Regions from separate parts of the Homo sapiens genome. Here all the other regions are linked to region 1. The links are chromatin contacts, found by Hi-C or POLR2A ChIA-PET in ENCODE. All regions are on one chromosome and are shown on one strand. The core of a region is the stretch at or near the end of the contact, and the rest is flanking DNA. Distances in the headings are between cores, read along the strand shown. Region 1 has its middle 10 kb from the start of LINC01858. Region 2 holds the start of ZNF681 (zinc finger protein 681). Region 3 holds the start of ZNF675 (zinc finger protein 675).

Region 1 (2,692 bases), core at 80-2,579:
AGCCTGGATTACAGAAAACGTGTGTGTTTAAAGCCTGAGGCAGCAGGTTTTGTGTGTATGTGTGATTCTCCTGCCTCAGCCTCCCAAGTAGCTGGGACTGCAGGCACGCACCACGATGCCCAGCAAATTTTTGCATTTTTAGTAGAGATGAGGTTTCACCATGTTGGCCAGGATGGTCCTGATCTCTTGACTTCATGAGCCACCCACCTGGACTTCCCAAAGTGCTAGGATTACAGGCATGAGCCACGATGCCCCGCCTATTATTCTTTTAGAGATGTATTTTCATCTTTCTACTTTTTTTCTTTTCTTTCTATTTTCATAATTTCTCCCTTTCTGTCTCTTTCTTACTGTCCTTCCCTTTTTCTTCCTGTGTTTCTCTCTTCCTTTCTTTTTCTCTGTTTCTTTTTAACATTTCCTCCTTGTAGAACCTGGTCCCTAACTTCCTTCATTCCCTCCTGTCTTCCTTCCTGCCTTTCTCTCAACATTCCTACCTTCCTCCCTTTTTTTCCTCCTCTCCTGCCTTCCTTCCTTCCTACTACAGGAATGTGGCATCATGCCTGGCTAACTTTTAGTAGAGGCAGGGCCTCACTATGTTGTCAGGGCTGGTCTCAACCTCCTAGGCTCAAGTGATTCTCCCACCTCAGCCTCCCAAAGTGTTGGAATTACAGGCATGAGCCACCATGCTCTGCCCTCTTTTATTTTCTTCTTTTTTCTTTGTATTCTTTTTTTCCCCTCTCTCTTTCTTCTTTCCTTTTTTCCTTCATTTCTTCCTTTTTCTTTTTGTGTCTCTCCACCTTTTTCCTTCCTTTTTCATCTTCCCTTTTTCTTTTCATTATTTTCTCTATTTTTCTTTTGATATTTCTTTCTCTTTCTTCATTTTTTTTCTCTCTCTTCTCTTTCTTTTTTTTTTTTCTGTTTTATTTCCTTCCTTCCGTTCGTCGTCTGTCCGTCTTTGTGTGGATTCTGGGACAGTCTCCTCATTCTGTATCTCCCTGTGTCCTAAACCACCCACTACCGAGTCCTGGTCATTCTTTCTCCCGCTGAGATGCATCTCCAAGCATCTGCAAACACCCACACCCACGGGTTGTCTTTGACTGGACTCTGTCGTGGTCTATGCAGAGCCACGTATCGGGGATCATTTCTGGGGTCGGGTGGATCCATTTCGCCCACGAGCTGCCCTTGCCATCTCGATCTGTCTTGTTGACGTTCGCGCTGGTTGTCGGGCTCCACTGAGGCCACCTCTCTAAGTTCTCTTGTCCTCCGGAGCTCCAGCGGCAGCTGCCGAGGGAGGGACCGTCCCCGCTGTGAGCTGGGCGGAGCTCGGGAAGGCCCGCAGCCTTCAGCTGAACTGTCTCAATGGGACCAGAGCTCTGGCGCGTCCCTTGTGAGTCGGAGGTCGGGCGCGCAGGGCTGTGGCTTGGGAGGCTGTCCCCGCGCTCCCAGCCCGAGCCGAGTGTGGGGCTGCCCCGGCTGATCCCAAGCGCACTGCAACTGCCGAGGCCCGACCCGCAGGACCCACCAGGCCTGACGCAGGGGGCCAGGGACGCCCACGCTGGTCCCGACTGTCTGAGGCGCCTGCCGAGTTTATTCCCAAGTCCCCATGGAGAGTCAGGGGCCGTCCTGAGCCATCTTCTGAGGTCCCGGGAGGGGTGGGCTCGGGAGGGGTTCGCCCGAGGGCTTTCCGAGCGCCGAAAGGGACGGCGTGCTGCGTGGTGGGTGCCTTGGGTTGGGGGGCTCCCCTGCTTGGCCTCCCACCCCTCTGGTTCCTGGCTCCTCCCCTCATTCCTGGGAGTGGGGGTGGTGGCAGCTCGATCCACCGGCTGGGATAGGGCTGGGGAAGCATGGTATGGATGGTTCAGTTGCAGGTGTCCGGGGGTGTGGCCCGGCAGGCCCCATCCCAGGTATGGCTGTGAGGGCCCGGGGGTGGCAGTCTGGGTCCCTGCCCTCTCCCACCCCGCGGGTGGGATGGTCACCGGGGGGGCAGTCCCTGCGCTTGAGCCCTTGCTCCTCTTTCCACCGCCCACATCGATCAGCAGATGGGGGTTGGGGGCGCGGTGGGAAGGAAGGTTGGCGACTTAGATGCCAGAAAAACAGCTTCAGGCCGCGAGCGCCACCCTTGGCCTGTAGGGTGGATCCGCTGGGCCTCTACCTGCTGGCTTCTCAGTCCGGCCGCCGGGTCCACCAGATGTCGGCCAAGAGTGTAGGACTTGGCCACCAGCTTGAAATATTTAAGACGGACCAGATGGCTCTCCTCGGCTGCAGAACCGCTAAGATCCAGTAGAGGGTGCGATTACTGCTCACTGCGACCTCCACCTTCCCGGGCTCACCCAGGCAATCCTTTCTTTTCGGCCTCCGAGTAGCTGAGGCTCAGGGGATCTTTCTGTTTTTGTTTTCTTTTTTTTGTTTTCCTAGCCCCACTTCAAGTTTGTTTCCACAGTACATTGAGTTGCTGTTTTTTGTTTGTTTGCTTGTTGAGACGGAGTTTTGCTCTTGTTACCCAGGCTGGAGTGCAAAGTCGCGATCTCGGCTCACTGCAACCTCCGCCTTTTGGGTTCAAGCGGTTCTCGGGCCTCAGCCTCCCGAGTAGCTGGGATTACAGGCATGTGCCACCACACTTGGCTAATTTTGTATTTTTAGCAGAGACGAGGTTTCTCCATGTTGGTCAGGCTGGTGTCGAACTCCCGACCTCAGG
Region 2 (2,692 bases), core at 68-2,567, 690 kb before region 1:
GATAGGGATGGAGTCAAGGGAGACCCTGGGAAGTCATTTGTTCTGACTGGGTTTTCCCCCAGCTCCACACTTTGTTAACCATTTCCTGGGAAGAGCTTAGGAACCTCCTGTGCTCTAGTGAGTTAGGGCCTCCCCTCACAGGGTATTGGCAAGGAGAAATTCTGAGACTCTGTGACTGAGAAGCTAGCACAGTGCTTGACAAGTACCTATGGGAACTGTCGTCCTCTGTAACTATCATGTAGCCTTGGAGTGTTGAGATGGCCTGGCCTGGCCTGAGGCTTGGCAAAGCTGTTTGAGGGTCAGCTGCTTTAGGCTCCCACTTTCTCCTCAATCAAAGTGGCTGCTTTTGTGTCTGTTTATTTATGGTTTTAAAAACCTGATATATAGGCCGGGCGCGGTGGCTCACACCTGTAACCCCAGCACTTTGGGAGGCTGAGGCGGGCCAATCACGAGGTCAGGAGTTCAAGACCAGCCTGGCCAACATAGTGAAACCCCGTCTCTACTAAAAATGCAAAAATTAGCCGGGCATGGTGGCACGCACCTGTAGTCCCAGCTCCTCGGGAGGCTGAGGCAAGAGAATCACTTGAACCCAGGAGGCAGAGGTTGTTGTGATCTGAGATTGTGCCACTGCACTCCATCCTGGGCAACAGAGCGAGACTCCGTCTCAAAAAAAAAAAAAAAAAAACCTGATATATAAATAGAAAGTGCAGCTGGAGGTGCCGAGGCTCAGTGTCTAGGGCTGTGCTTCATGGGCTTCCTTGCTGGCATGTGGCCAGGTGAACTCTGGGTGTAAGGTGGCTCCTACCCTGGATCTACAATCCCCACCACCTCTCCCAGGCCTGAGTAACCAACACAACGCAGTGCTAAAGAGCGCGTGAGTGACGGGCATCAAGCCCATCCAGGAAGATTTGAATGCCATCTGGGCTGGGGGCTGTCGGGGTAGGGACTATGGCTGCCAGAAACCAGGACGGTCATAAAAGATGAAATATTAAAATAATTGTTATTATATATATTTTTATTTTTGAATAGCTATCTAGTATATTATTTGAAATGCATGTGACCTTACACAGAAGGTTAAAGGCAAATACCCTGTTGGGTGGGCCTGGCTTAGCTCAGGGAGGGAGCCCTGTCTGAAAACGCTGCAACTTACGTTGTTAGTCTTCATTCAGCAGAGCATCTGATCACATCTTCTGTCACTCAGGACCTGAGGGGTGGGGTTTTAATCATTATCCAGTCAGGGACGCTGGGCTGGGAACTGTCCAATCAGGCATGCAGCTGGAGCAGACAGGGCGGCTTCCGGGATTGGCGGGGCCTTTGTCTCTCCCTTCAGCCCGAGCTCCGGGTCTCGTCTTCACTGCTCTGTGTCCTCTTCTTCTAGAGGCCCAGCCTCTATGGCCCTCTGACCTGCAGGTATTGGCGATCCATAGCTAAGACGCCAGGTCCCCCGGAAACCTAGAAATGGTGAGAATGTCGGGTCCGACATCCCGAGAGAGGGGAAGGGGCTGTGGCGGGACTCAGACCTCGCCGCAGTCAGCTCCACAATTTGCGCCCTGAGTTCTCCTCGCCCAGGCGGCCTCAGTCCACTTGGACCATAAGATGGCGGCTGCGCTGACAGCCAGCCCCCCGGGCGTCCTTTCTCCTCCCTGCTCAGTGACTGTGTCCTGGCCTGCAGCTCTCTCTGGGTGGCTCTGCATCCGCAGCGCCGGGTCTCTCCCAGATTGTGCAGGGACCACGGGAGGGTCGTCAGGGGCGAATCCTGACGGGTGCCGGGTTCATGAATGGGAAGAGCTTTGGTCCGTGGCGTTCCTAGTCTCTCTTTCCTTTCATTAAAAATGTATGAGAGTCAAAAGGCCTGGCGCGGTGGCTCGCGCGTGTAATTCCAGCACTTTGGGAGGCCGAGACAGCCTCCCGAGTAGGTGTAATTACAGACATTTGCCACCACGCCCGGCTAAATTGTTTTCTTTTCATATGGCCATTAGAAAAATAGATGAAGCAGTCATGGTCCCTACAATCCAGGAGCTTTTAGTCTAGCAACTGGATAAATGGTTAAATTAAGCATCATATAATTGGTACAATAAATAGATGTGTGCAGAAAATTTGGGCTCTATTTGTGCCACTTTATATAATTGTGACTTGCGATGTCATCACCTGAAGGGATATTTATAGACAGAAGAATTATTTCTATTTCCATTTCTTTTACCTTGTTAATACATATTTATCTTTTAATAAAATTACCCTAGAAAACCTTTATAAATGTGTTCAAATTGCTTATTAGTATATGTCATATAATTGATAGGGCAGGGTCTAAGAAAGATTAAAATTATACAAACTCTGAGATTTAAGGATTTTTTTTTTAAGGTAAGTTTAGGAAAAACAGAACTGGAAATACCCCAGTGGCATAGAGAACAGAATTCTATATAGAGTCCACTCCCTGCCCCAGTTCTGCTCAGGTTCACCTTTTTGGAGGCCTTATTTAGGTCTGGCCCTACCCTTAAGTCTTGCCTCATAGAACTGATTTTTGGAGATCGGAGTTTTGGCTGGTGAATTCTGCTGCTAGGGCTGGTGCTTACAATTCCTGAAACACAAAAGCAGATAAATTAAAAAAATAAAGTATATATTTTATGGTTATAATTTTTTATTAAAACTAGTGCTTGCATTCTATCTAGCAACTTGTTTTCTATTCTTACAGATC
Region 3 (2,692 bases), core at 99-2,598, 620 kb before region 1:
ATTGTGCAAAATATTCTGGGCCTGGGTAAAAGAAGAGAGCCACATAACCTGAATGCAGAACTTAGCAATATGTCATGATGCACCCTGTGGGTAGCGCCAATGCAAGAAAAAAGACTCACATTACCTTTATTCTTGACTTAAAGTCTTATGTCTTGTAAGAGAATATTGAATAATGCAAAAATACATGTAGACATGTCTGCGTGTGATTGGTGCTTATACTCACACAGTTCACCACACCACAGGAGAAAACAGATAACCACAGGCTGACCGTTAGGGCCAAGGCCAAATAGCAAAATAAGTTTGCCTTTAATCTATTTTCTCCATATCTAAACATTGGAGGTTAAGACTGTGGACAGATCTGAAGATACAGAGTTTTCTTGTTTTGTGGCTTCATCATTCTTTGTTCACTGTCTGATGTTTGGAATTAAGGTGAGCAACAGGTGGGCAGCAGTAGTTAATAAAATAACCAGAGGTAACCACAGGTCGACCTGTGGTTATTTTATTCTATCTGTCCTCTGTTCTTTCTATGGTCACTAACTGTTTTTTCCTTGGAATTGAAGAGAGATGTTGGTAGAGAGAGGCTGTCCCCTCACCTCTGGCAAAAAAGGGATGTTCAGGCTCTTCTTCACCCCCCTGACATCAGAGCTGCATTTTAATGTGGCAGCTATTGGCCACGTGTGGCTACTGGGTGCCTGGAATGTGGCTGGTCTGAATTGCAATGTGTTAGGTAAAATAGAGTTATTTTCAAAGATTTAGTTCCATATATGTGTGTGTGTGTGTGTGTGTGTGTGTGTGTGTGTATACACATATATACATATATATGTGTATTTCATCAATAATTTCATATTGCTCTCATACTAAAATGATAGTACTTTGGATATATTGGGTTAGATTGTTACAATCAATTCCACTTGTTTTTTTCTTTTTAAAGTTTGACTACTAGAAAATTTAAAATTCACATGTGGCTCACATTTTATTTGAGGATTGCCTCTTTTTAAAATTCTCAGGCTGCCTACTCAAAGGACCAGAAGCCAGGAAGGTCATAAAGTCTGAAATTCTAAAATAATTATTATTATATTATTTTTCTTTGTGAGTAGCCATATATCATTTATAAATGTATATGACCTTATACACAAGGTTAAATACAAATACCCTATGGGATGGGCCTGGCTCAGCTAAAAGAGGAAGCCCCGGCTGAAAAGGCTGCAGCGCAGGCTATCAGTCTTCACTCAGCCCAGTGTCTGATCACATCTTCTGTCACTCAGGGCCTGAAGGGTCAGGACCTTAAACGTTGTCCAATCAGGCACGCTGGGCTGGGAACCGTCCAATCAGGCACGCAGCTGGAGCAGACAAGATGGCTTCCGGGATTTGGCGGCGCCTTTGTCTCTCGCTGCAGCCGGAGCTCCAGGTCTCGCTTTCATTGCTCTGTGTCCTCTGCTCCTAGAGGTCCAGCCTCTGTGGGCCTGTGACCTGCAGAAATTGAGAGATCCACAGCTAAGACTCCAGGACCCCCTGGAAGCCTAGAAATGGTGAGAGTTACGGGTGCGACATCCCGAGAGGGGGAAGGGGCTGGTTGGAACCCGTGGGAAATGGCTATGGCGGGACTCAGGCCTCCCCGCAGTCAGCTCCACAATCTGCACCCCGAGTTCTCCTTCCCCAGCTCGGCTCAGTCCCCTGCAGCCATAAGATGGCGGCGCGCTGACAGCCAGCCCCGGGGCATCCCGTCTCTTCTCTGCCTAGTGACTGTGCCCTGGCCTGTAGCCCTCTCTGGGCAGCTCTGTACCCGCAGCGCCGCATTTCTCTCAGATTGTGCAGGGACCACAGGAGGGCCGTCACCGGAGAATCCTGACTCAGGGTGCGGGTTCATTAATGGGAAGAGTTTTGGTCCGTGGGGTTCCCAGTTCCTGTTTTCTCCTATTAAAATTTTATGGGAGGGCCGGGCGCGGTGGCTCAGGTCAGTAATACCAGCACTTTGGGAGACCGAGGTGGGTGGATCACCTGAGGTCAGGAGTTCAAGACCAGCCTGACCAACATGGTGAAACCCCGTTTCTACTAAAAATACAAAATTAGCCGGGCGTGGTGGCACATGCCTGTAATCCCAGATACTCAGAAGGCTGAGGCAGGAGAACCGCTTGAACCCGGGAGGTGGCGGTTGCAGTGAGCCGAGATGACGCCATTGCACTCCAGCCTGGTTAACAAGACCGAAACTCCGTCTTAAAAAATATATAAATAAATAAGTTAAATAAATAAATAAATTATGGGGATCACCACAAAAATATTGGAGAATTTAATCAAAGAGTGATTCAAAAATTGTGGAGCATTCAGCTGTGGTTTGGAGCTTGTGACTTTATGAGAGCAGCTTGAAGGAAAGACTTTTAAAGGTACATGATGAAGAAAACCAAATTAAATAATTGGTTAGGTACAGTTCATAGTTACTTGACTTGTACAATTAAGGTGGACATTTCCTGGTTATGTAATCAGAGGTTAATTGGCAGTTTATGATTGGTTAAGCCTAAATTTTTGTTTCCCTCAATTCAGTAATTTGCAAAAAAATGCATTTGAGTTAGAGTTTTTAAAAAATAGGAACCCAGGGACTAGAGTAACCTCCGTCTAATTGCCTGCTACTTAGTTATTTTCACACTCCACAGGAGACTGATTTTCCCCTGCATTTTTCACAGTTCTCTCAAGCTGG

What was found. A loop is a pair of places that touch in the nucleus more often than their neighbours do. ChIA-PET counts read pairs that join two places held with the same protein, here RNA polymerase II (POLR2A). Pooled maps may share reads with other maps.
Region 2: a loop to region 1 is called in a pooled map, with 6 times the contacts of the local background. The contact joins the promoter of ZNF681 here to the enhancer-like site in region 1. A Hi-C loop is called at or near these places in 1 of 37 single-sample maps with no recorded cell type and 4 of 50 pooled maps. POLR2A ChIA-PET finds 5 or more read pairs at or near these places in 2 of 52 experiments (H1 and WTC11).
Region 3: a loop to region 1 is called in a map of IMR-90, with 4 times the contacts of the local background. The contact joins the promoter of ZNF675 here to the enhancer-like site in region 1. A Hi-C loop is called at or near these places in 1 of 168 maps with a recorded cell type or tissue (IMR-90), 3 of 37 single-sample maps with no recorded cell type and 6 of 50 pooled maps. POLR2A ChIA-PET finds 5 or more read pairs at or near these places in 2 of 52 experiments (H1 and SK-N-SH).

The regions. Positions count from the first base shown.
Region 1 is chr19:23,070,013-23,072,704 of GRCh38, reverse strand. No RefSeq gene overlaps it. Among named protein-coding and RNA genes, the nearest start is that of LINC01858, 10 kb to the right of the region's middle. Within about 2 kb of position 1,329, at least 2 of the 41 ENCODE cell types and tissues checked have a DNase peak (open chromatin) inside an H3K27ac peak, as active enhancers do.
Region 2 is chr19:23,757,516-23,760,207 of GRCh38, reverse strand. It overlaps ZNF681 (zinc finger protein 681), which reads left to right and starts at 1,317. Exons shown (of 4, transcript NM_138286.3): 1 at 1,317-1,461. The coding sequence starts at 1,459. It also overlaps a transcript of RPSA2 not described here. RefSeq lists an enhancer at 1,119-1,637.
Region 3 is chr19:23,685,868-23,688,559 of GRCh38, reverse strand. ZNF675 (zinc finger protein 675) reads left to right here and starts at 1,348. Exons shown (of 4, transcript NM_138330.3): 1 at 1,348-1,529. The coding sequence starts at 1,527. RefSeq lists enhancers at 1,081-1,130, 1,421-1,810, 1,942-2,692.